Regions from separate parts of the Homo sapiens genome. Here region 2 is linked to region 1. The links are chromatin loops, found by intact Hi-C in ENCODE. Cell type or tissue: endothelial cell of umbilical vein. All regions are shown on one strand. Each heading gives the region's core, and the rest is flanking DNA. Links, peaks and the distances in the headings are about the cores only.

Region 1 (5,387 bases), core at 199-5,198:
ATAGGGAGATCCTGTCTCAATACAAAAAATTAGCCAGGTTATGGTGGTGCTTGCCTGTAGTCCCAGCTACTTGGGAGGCTGAGGTGACAGGATCACCTGCCCAGGAGCTGTGACTGCGCCACTGCACTCCAGGCTGAGCAACAGAGGCCCCACCTCAAAAAAAAAAAAAAAAAGTCACTACCTTAAAAAGCGATGTACTGCAGAATTACAGTAAAAATTGAGAACAAAAACTGTAACATGTCTCATTAGGGTATCTCTAATAGCTTTTCAATTGTCTACAAGTTCTGGCTCCGCTTTAATAAATAAAAGCTGCAAACCATTAGATTATGTACACATTTAAATGTGTTTTATTCAAGAAATGTGACCAGAAACCCCAATTAACATATCTAGACTCCAAAGTATGACTTTGGCTCTATATAAAACAAATTACTAAACATTCATTTACATATTCAGCAAAAATGTTTAAGTTACGTACGCTTCATTTTTTGATTACTCATTTTAACTCAGGCAATTAACCTAGGCAACTATAGGTCTCAGTTAAGTCAAATAAAATTCACATCAAATTTTTACTCCCACCATCCCAACACTTTCCTGCCTGGCATATGCCGTGTCTGCCCATGCGCATACACAATTATACATAGGACACATGCATTATCACCTTTTCTGCGTTGCCCCTCCCCCACAACTCCAATAATGGGTGAAAAGTCTCTAGTCCATGTCTTCAAAATGCTGAGTGCTTACTCTACATTAGCATGTATTACACCGTACTGCCATTGCTTTATGTGCCTACCTTCCCTCACCGAGTGTGGAATGTAGAATATGGTAGACAATTCAGTCTCTACCTTAGGTACTAACCCAAACATTTCCAATAAATGGAGAATGCAATGCAATATACTGGAATACTATGCAGTCATTTAACATTGGGTTTACACACACACTAATAAAAACAAGTGATAGGTGGGCAGAACACTTGAGGTTAGAAGTTTGTGACCAGCCTGGCCAACATGGTGAAACCCTATCTCTACTAAAAATATAAAAATTAGCCAGGTGTGATGGTGCACGTCAGTAATCCCAGCTACTCAGGAGGCTGAGGCAGGAGAATTGCTTAAACCTGGGCAGCGGAAGCTACAGTGAGCCGAGATCATGCCACTGCACTCCAGTCCAAGCAACAAAGTGAGTGAGACTCCATCTCAAAAAAAAAAAAAAAAAAAAAAAAAAGAAAGTAGCCATGTTACTAATATTATCGAAGTAAAAGGTTTTTCAACAACCCTGTCTCAATTTCACTTTTATTTTTCAAGCCAAAGTCTCACTCTGTCACCCAGGCAGTGCAGTGACATAATCTCAGCTCACTGCAACCTCTGTCTCCTAGCCTTGAGTATTCTTCCCGCCTTGGCCTCCTGAGCAGCCAGAACCACAGGCGCAGCCACTACGCCTAGGTATGTCTTTTTTATTTTTTCTAGAGACGGGGTTTTACCATTTTGCCCAGGCTGGTATCAAACTCCTGAGCTCAGCTGATCTGCCTACCTCAGCCTCCCAAGTGCTGAGATTACAGGTGTGAGCCACAGCACCCAGCCTCAACTTCACTTTTAATCATATATTTTCACAAATATATGTGAATTAAAGAAGCTTTAACTAATCAAGCCAAAGCCATGTTATTATTAAGAGAATGAAAATGCCATTTGTTTTACTAAGTATGTGGCTTAGCTTAGCCAACCAAAAGCATTCATAGTAGATGAAATTTTTTCAAGTCTTTTCATTTTTATTACTTAAAAAAGTTGCATTTTTCAATTTAGCTGACTCTGTGCTTGTGCCTTCAACACTTACACCCCAATTTTCTACTCCTTAATAAGGAAAGCATGTTTGATCCTGTCACAAACACATTTAGCACACATGGAACCACCACAGGCCCTGCTGACATGTTCTTTGCTTTGGACAATCTCATTAAGAACTTTAGGTCTCACAGCACGAACCCCTCCATGTCTGCCTGGGCACATGCCACATGCAGATTTTGGTGCTTTCCCAACGTTCTTAGTAAAAAGGTAAACAACTCTATTACCAAGGGTCTGGGACAGACTTGTTTTGTTAGAGGCTGTATTGTAGAAAAGCCTACGACAGTATGTCAAATGCTGGACCATTCTGAGTGCCTGCAGACAACGTTCCGGAAGAGGAAGAAGAAAGCCTTTGAAATATTTTTAAATGAATAAACAGTAAAGAAAAAATACTAATGAGAAGGAAAAGTCTCTAATTTACAACTTAAGGCATTTGTTTATCTCCTGGAGTTTTTTGCTGTAGTTGGTTTTATTTTAAATGAAAGGTAGGCCAATCAGTCTAGGTTTAAGCTTAAGGAATCTATGCAAGTTAACATCGATCTAACAGAAAGACCCAAAAAAGTATAAGAAAAGCAATATATTTTCCTTTCATTACCAGATTCTGAAAATTAAGATAATGCTTAAATAAAATAAAATCAGGCAAAACAATAACGTCAAACTCTTAAAATTTCCATATAAACAAAATTAGAACTTTAGTGTTTTAATAGTCTTAATCTCAATTTTTTTAATCAAGTTCCAACCACCCAAACAAAATAATCTTGTAATCCTGAAAACATATTAGGACTGAGTAAAAGCAGAGCTTTAAGCAAAAACAAAACACTGTCTCCACTATATAAAAACCTATGGTGAGGCCAGACGCAGTGGCTCACACCTATAATCCCAGCACTTTGGGAGGCTGAGGCAGGAGGACTGCTTGAGCCCAGGAATTCGAGGCCAGCCTGGACAACATGGTGAATCCCCGTTTCTAGTTTTTATTTTTTAAAATATGGTTTTTTTAAAAACAACAAAAAAAGTCTGTAGTCAAATAAATACTCTGATTCTAGACTTGGCAACAAAATTTAAAAGCCCAAACACAGGTCTGGAGCTGCTAAAACAAAATACCTCTACAATGAAATAATACACAAAAACAATGCAAGCCAACCAAGCACAGCAAGCCAACTGATTGGTAACTAGGATTTTGCTGACCTCTTCTGGAGAAGGCTCGAAAGAAAATATTTCAATTAATGAAATAAGGCACATTAGGCAAACCAAACAGTATAGTACCTCATAGCCTTCTTTTAACCAATTGTTTCATTATTTGTATTATTTTCTATAAAAGTTAATTTGATAACAAAGTAACTTAAATTTGCAGTTAGTACTGAATGTTTTTTACTACTAACAGAATTGATTCTGTTTAACATGTACTGCCTCCATCAAAACCTTCCCAGTTATAGAACTTTGGAGCTCCAATTTGCTCACCTAGCTCCTTTCCTTTCTATTGTGTCCAGCGAAGACCTTATCTCATTATGGATGTCTCTTCCTTCCACTTTCCTTCCCCAGGAAAAAAAATCATTCTTCAGATTACATTCCACCTTTGTGACTTTTCCTCAGTTAAGGTACCTCTGCCTCCTCACTGTGACTTAAGGGTGGACATCACTCATTCCTAGGTTTTTAAGCTTACAATATATGTAAGTGTCAATGTTCTTAAGCCCTCTCAGATGTTTTCCATAGCTCAAAAGCTTTTCATTTTCATGGACTATTTTGAGTCTGCGCAAATTTTTTATTTTCTTTCTAGACTTCTAATATTATTACCACTATTTTTGGTTCCTTCATTTTCCTTCTTTTGGAGCCATCGCTATTCCTCCCATGGTGAAGCTAAGGATTTCATCAAAAGGAGCTGCTCTAATGAAAGCATATGCAAGTTAGTGCTTCCCTTTTACATCACTTCTCCCTTATCTGTAGAGACACTAGCTCATTACTAGACCACCATTTCACTAAATCTATTGCCCTTTAAATCATTAAATGTTTGGTAAGCCCCAAACACTTCAATCCTTATGCTAACTTTCTCTTTATTTACACTTATTTCCTAGGTAATCTCATCCAGTCTGATACCTATAAATACCACAAATACACTAAAAATTCCCATATTTTCTATCTGTAGCCACACCTCTCTCCTCTGAGCTCTCAATTTATAGCCATCAGCCTAAGTGACAGAGCCACTGAATGCCCTATAGGCCTCTAAATATGTCCAAATTAGATCTCTTGATACTCCCCTCTCCCCAATCTGCTTGCCTGAGAGCCTCCACGGCTCTGCCACGGAGCTGCCCAGGCCAAAAAGCCTTGGAGTTGCTGTTACCTCTTATTCTAAAACCCAGTATCTCATCCATCCATAATTCTTGTCCATAGTAACTCCAAAAGATAACCAGAATCCAACCCTTATCTCCACTGCAAACATTCCAGTCTAAGCCACTATCATTCTCACTTGAAATACTGAAAAGACAAATTCCCCTTTACTCTCACCCCTGACTTTCTACAATTTGTTCTCAACACAGAAACCAAAGTGAACATGTTAAAGCCTGCATGAGGGAAAAGAACAACAGTAGGTTTTCTAGGGCAGGAGGTGGAGGTAGGAATGTACTACAAAGCTACACCAGAAAACTTCAGAGTGCTGGAACTATTCTATCTTAACTGTGGTGGTGCTTGCCTCAGTGAGTACAACTTTCAAAACTCACAGAAATGTATACTTTCAATGGGTACAGTTTATTATATATAAATTGTACCTCAATAAAAATTATTGACAGCAAGTTTCTTTACTAAGAGAGAAATAAAAGGGCCAGGCACCGTGGCTCATGCCTGTAATCCCAGCACTTTGGGAGGCCAAGGTGAGTGGATCACTACAGTTCAGGAGTTCGAGACCAGCCTGGCCAACATGGCGAAATCCCATCTCTACTAAAAATACAAAAATTAGCTGGGCATGGGGACGCTAATTTAGTACAGTCCCAGCTACTAGGGAAGCTGCAGCACAAGAATCACTTGAACCTGGGAGGCAGAGGTTGCAGTGAGCCAGTATGGTGTCACTGCACTCCGGCCTGGGTGACACAGCAAGGCTCTGTCTCAAAAAGATATTATATATATTATTTTAAAAACTAGGCCAGGCACGGTGGCTCACTCCAGCACTCTGGGAGGCAAAGCCAGGAGGATCACTTGAGCCCAGGAGTTTGAGATCAGCCTGGGCAACATAGCAAGATGTCATCTCTACAAGAAAAAATAAAAAAAAAACTCAAAAAATTAGCCAGGCATCGTGGTGTGCTCCTACAGACCAAACTACCTGGGAGACTGAGGAGAGAGGACTGCTTGAGCCCAGGAGTTTGAGGCAACAGTGAGCCATGATGATACCACCACATTTCACCCTGGGTGACACAGTGAAACTCTGACTCAAAAAAACAAAACAAACAAACAAACAAACAAAATCAGACCATGCCTATTCAACCCCCTTCAATGGCTTCCCATCTCACACAGAATAAAAGCTAAGGTCTTAGTCCACCAAGGTTCTGCCTATTACCTCTCAAACTTAACTCC
Region 2 (5,387 bases), core at 91-5,090, 710 kb before region 1:
AAAACTGAGTCCATTTACATTCTGTGTTGTTACTAGTAAGTAAGGACTTACTACAGACATTTTGTTGCTGGTTTTCTGGTTGTTTTTTATCTCCTCTCTTTCTTCCTTTCTTGCTGTTATCCTTTATGGCTATGTAATTTTCCATGATAGTATGTTTTAATTCATTGCTTTTAACTTTTAGTGTATCTGTTCTAGGGTTTTGCATTGTAGTTACTATGAGGCTTACGAAAATATCTTATAGATATAACAACTTACATTAAATAGATAACAATTTATATCACAAAAAATAGTAAAAGCAAACGAAGAAAAAACTAAAAACTTCCCTGCATTTTAACTCAATTCCTTCACATTTTGACTTTTGGTTGTCTCAATGTACATATTTGTATATTGCCTATAACTTAGCTATTATTGTTTTATTATTGACTCATTTTTTAGGCTTCATACTAGAATTGTAAGGGTACTGTATGCCACAATTACAGTATTGAAGTATTCTGAGTTTTTGTATTTAATTTCACATGTGGATTTTGTCTTCAAATGGTTTCTTTGTGCACATTAGTGTATTTTTTGGAAAGAAAACTTTGAAGAACTCCCTTAGCATTTCTTTGTAAGAAGGGTCTGGTAATGGTGAATTCTCTTAGCTTTTGTTTATCTGGGAAAGACTTTCTCTCTCCTTCATATATAAAGAATAGCTTTGCAAGATAAAGTATTCTTGAATGACAGGTTTTTTTTTCTTCAGAACTTTGAAAATATTGTCCCCCTACTTCCAAGTGTGTGTGGTTTCCATTGAGAAGTCTTCTGGGAGATGAATTGGAGCTTCTTCATAAGTTTTTTGCCTTTTTTTCTGTTGCTGCTTTTTGAATTCTTTTTGTCTTTGACCTTTGAGAGATTGATTATTATATTTTGGGGGGTAGTCTTATTTGGATTGAACCTGTTTGGTGTTCTCTAATCTTTCTGTACCTGGATATTGATCTCTTTCTCAAGTTTAGGAATGTTTTCTATTATTCTTTTTTTAAATAAACTTTCTACCCCTTGCTCCTACTCAACTCCCTCTTGAACATCAATAATTCTCAGATTTGGTTTTTTGAGGTAAGTTTATATGTTTTGTGGAAAAAATCTTCATTCTTTTTCATTATTTTTTCTGTTTTACTTCTCTGACTGTGTAATTTCAAATAGCCTTTGAGCTTACTGATTTTTTTTTTTTTTTTTTTTTTTGGCTTGGTGTATTCTGCTGTTGAGAGCCTCTAAAAAACTTTTAGTTCAGCAAATGTATTTCTCAGTTCCAAGACTTCTGTTTGACTTTTAAAAGTTATTTCGATCTCTTTGTTAAATTTTTCCGATAAATTTTTGAGCTGTTTTTGTGTTACATTGGAGATCACTGAGTGTATTAGTCTATTCTTGCATTGCTATAAAGAAACACCGGAGACTGCATAATTTATAAAGACAAGAGGTTTAATTGGCTCATGGTTCTGCAGGATTTACAGGAAGCATGGTATGGCATCTGCTTGGCTTCTGGTGAAGCTTCAGGGAATTTTAAATAATGGCAGAAGGCCAAGTGGGAGAAGGCACTTTACACATGGTGAAAGCAGGAGTGAGAGAGAATGGAGGAAGGAGGTGCCACACACTTTTAAATGACCAGATCTTGTGAGAACTCACTATCATGAAGACAGCACTAAGCTACGAGAAATCTGCCCCCATGATCCAAACACCTCCCACCAGGCCCCACTTCCAGCATTGGAGATTACAATATAATATGATAATTGGTTGGGGACAAATATCTAAACTTGATATTTGAGGAAACTGAGTTTCCTTAAAACTGCTCTTTTGAATTCTTGGTCAGAGAGCTCACGTATCACTATGTTGTTAGGGTCAGTCACTATTTTCTTGCTTTGTCTCTTTGGGGAGGTCATCATTCTTTCTTTGCTATTGTTTCTTGTGGCTACAGTTCTATGTCTTTGCATTTAAGGATTATTTATTCCAGACTTCTCTGTCTGGCTTGTTTTCGTTACTATTGGTTATGTTTGCTTAGAGAATCTTTGTAATTTACCTGTTGAATGTCTTATATTTGTTCTCTAAGTCACTGCCTCCTTTTTGGCACTAGATGGTGCCTAAAGCCCAGATTTCTGTCAGCTCTACTAACCAATCAGAGTGCTGCCTATCTAGAACTGGGGAGGTCCCAAAGGGAGGTCCAGCCATGTGGAAAGGCTGGCTAGTGGTTCATGCCCAGGAGACCTATGGAACATACTTCTTACAGTATGATGCTGCCAAACAGCCACTATGATTTGGTATCTCCTTTGACAGAGTTACAGAGCAGAGTTTCCAGGGCTGGAGTTGGTAGTCTCACTTCCCTGCTTTGTCTCTGGCTGTCCTCAGGGATACGTCTCACTTCAGGCACTCGGAATGCTTCTCTTGGGTTGAGGCATGGACGAGTCACCTGCTAAAGAACCCAAGATGGTGGGAAAGCTGGTTGTTCACTTTATTCTCACTTTTCCAGTGTAGAAGCCATGAGTTGGGGAAAAGTTTCCACATGTCTGGTGCCAGGCAGAGTGAGGGGAAGGGTGTCATAAATATAAAAATCTGATTCTCTTACAATCCACTGAGTTTTTTTTTTTTTTAATTATTTGTGACCCAGGAAACTGACTTATCCTCACATTTGAGTTTTGATATATTGCTGTTGATGATCTCAGTGCTGTATATTTGGTTTTGGTCTTCTGGGGGAAAAGGGGTTGGGGAGTAAAGCCAGCTTGTGTCTATGCCACCAGTTTGGAACCAGAAGTCTCCAAGTAATTTATAAAAAACAGAAACTTATTTCTCACAGTTATGGAGGCTAGAAAGCCCAAGATCAAGGTGCCCACAGGTTCGTTACCTGATGAGAGCCCATTTCTCATACATGATACCATCTAGGTGTTCTCACATGGCAGAAGGGCTGAAATGTGCAAGAATGGGGTGAACTCCCTCTGTCATGTCACTTTATAGGGGCTTCTAATCATACTCCTGAGGGAAGAGGCCTCATTATTCAATCAGCTCCCACAGGTGACACCTCTTAATACTGTTGCATTGGGCATTAAGTTTCACCATGATTTTGAAAGGGTCAGAACATTCAAATTATAGCAGGACTACATGCTCTAAGTTAGGACATTGGAGATGGGATAAAACTCACTGCTTGGCTCATAGAAGTCTGGAAAAAGGAGTGAAAAACTCTCAGCAAGGTGGAAATGCTTGAATTATTCTGACCGATAGTATAGGAAGGGAAAGAGAGGCTGAAAGAAATGAGCACACGTCAATAAATATATAAGGCTGAAAGACCCATCACCCATCAGAAGATTATATTCCACAAGAAGGCCCAGAGGACCACATGTTCATGAAAGCCCTCAGGCATGCGTTGACATGAGGGGCTCCAGCATCACTAAAATATTCAGAAGATGTTTTGTTCTGCAAGGTAGAAATGTCAGTAGGAAAGGCAGTCACAGAGCTGGGCTCATTTATAACCATGAAGATGATGTTTGGGCTTCCTCATCCCAATAATAGAGACCAAGTGGCAGGGCTTAATAATAAGTTAAGCAATTATCATTAGCATTATGGTTATGCAATTATTATAATGACCAGCAAGGTTGAAAGATGAACAAAGTAGGAGCCAAGCAAAGCAAGCTTGACTCACAGGGGGCCATGCAGACCATTAATAGCATATGCCATCCCTATAAGTAAAAGAAATATGTAGCCAGGAAAGGTTCTGCTCAAAATCAATAAAAACAACAAATCATGAATGGAGGGGTAGGGAGATGAGGGCTATTTCCCAAATAAAATACCGTAAGCCTTGCTCAGTTATCAGGTCTGAGACAATTTTCAGATTTGGAGCTTCCCGATTTGGAGGGCCATTATCTAGGCCCCAGGGATCCACAGTAAGAAGAACCCTGTAACATAATGGCAAGTGTGTACTGTGATGATTCCCTTTTGTCCCTCCCACAGGGTCCTTGGGTTATTCACTCCAGTGACTGTATACATCCCCAAAATAGGGGGAATTGAGAGTTACTTCAAGAACTATTAGGTATTGGACATCAGTTTGTTTGCTATCTTCAATCCTGTGCAACTCCGGAATCTAATAATTGTTTTGATGAGAAAATCAGCCACAAGATCCATGCACTCCAAATCCAAATCTCCTGATTTAGTCCTTCGATATTTACTTGCTCATCAACTTTTGACATCATCAAACTGATTATGATCTTACATGGCTTTTCTAGTTGTTTTTAATGGGAGTCTTGGTCTGCCACATGTTACTCCACCCCCTTTCGGATGAAGCTGTATTCATCATTTTATCATCTTCTGGAATCACATATTTATTTCTCTATTCTGTTTTTTCAACAAATATTTACTTAATGACCATTGTATCATACACTACAAGAAAAGTGGAGTCAGGCAGAAAGTTCAAAAAAATCTACCATCTAGAAAAAGAAGAAAATTTGGGCAAGTCTAGGTATCACATAACAAATGCCCCAGCACTCTGTATATTCCTGGCAATACTCCCATCTCCTCCTCCCTCGTCTCCATTACTCACAACCTTGTGCATATGATTTGCTTAAGATTATCTATTATTGTTTACATTAGTCAGAGAAGCACTTGACTCCTAGGTCATTACCTGTCTCTGGGACCCCAAACCCATATCGCTCTGTATATCTCCTAACCTGACCTTGTCACCTAATATTCTCCAATTCCTAAAACCATTCGTTAGGCCCACCGGACTAATGGGTCAGTCACAGGGAAAATACTCTATATCTTCAAATGTGTCAATTAAGTTTTCCTTCATCTTTTTACTCTGAGAAATGTCTCCCCACCAGGGACATAGATTTCCACACAGCCGTATAACATGATAGCTGATTTTTCTGCTGTGGTCATACTATTCCCAGGTATGCTGGTAGATGTTTTCACACGGACACTCACTGTCCATTACCCTGTTATCTTCACTAACCCACTGGCTCTTCTCTTATCAAAATATAAAATTGTATATTTATTTTTGCCTTCAATTCCTCTCTTTCTGTTCTCTATTTAACCCAAACTAATTCAGATCTTTGGCCCTGTTTTAGTCCATTCTTGCATTGCTATAAAGAGAGACCTGAGACTGGGTAATTTTTTTTTTTTTTTTAAAGAGGTTTAATTGGCTTATGGTTCTGCAGGCTGTACAAGAAGCACAGCAGCTTCTGCTTCTGGGAGGCCTCAGGAAGCTTCCAATCATGGCAGAAGGCAAAGGGGGAATGAGATGTCTCACATGGTGGGAGCAGGAGCAAGAGCGAGAGGGAAGAGAGGAGCTACACGCTTTTAAACAACCAGATCTCATGAGAACTCATGAGGACAGTACTAAGGGGACATGGTGCTAAACCACAAGAAACTGGCCCCAT

The links. Peaks named below come from ENCODE experiments on the same cell type or tissue, not always from the same donor. Only the 100,000 strongest peaks of a DNase experiment are listed, where the experiment ranks them.
Region 2: it touches region 1 in a loop (29-fold over the local background); 1 of 110 quality-filtered maps calls a loop at or near these places.

The regions. Positions count from the first base shown.
Region 1 is chr12:19,505,652-19,511,038 of GRCh38, reverse strand. All of the region lies in intron 5 of AEBP2 (AE binding protein 2), which reads right to left. It also overlaps the pseudogene RPL34P25. Among named protein-coding and RNA genes, the nearest start is that of AEBP2, 69 kb to the right of the region's middle. In endothelial cell of umbilical vein, for the core only: no CTCF peak of the experiment used is centred there; DNase peaks (open chromatin) are centred at 3,008 and 3,368.
Region 2 is chr12:20,217,254-20,222,640 of GRCh38, reverse strand. No RefSeq gene overlaps it. Among named protein-coding and RNA genes, the nearest start is that of LINC02468, 92 kb to the right of the region's middle. In endothelial cell of umbilical vein, for the core only: a CTCF peak has its summit at 2,119 (motif pointing right); a DNase peak (open chromatin) is centred at 2,130.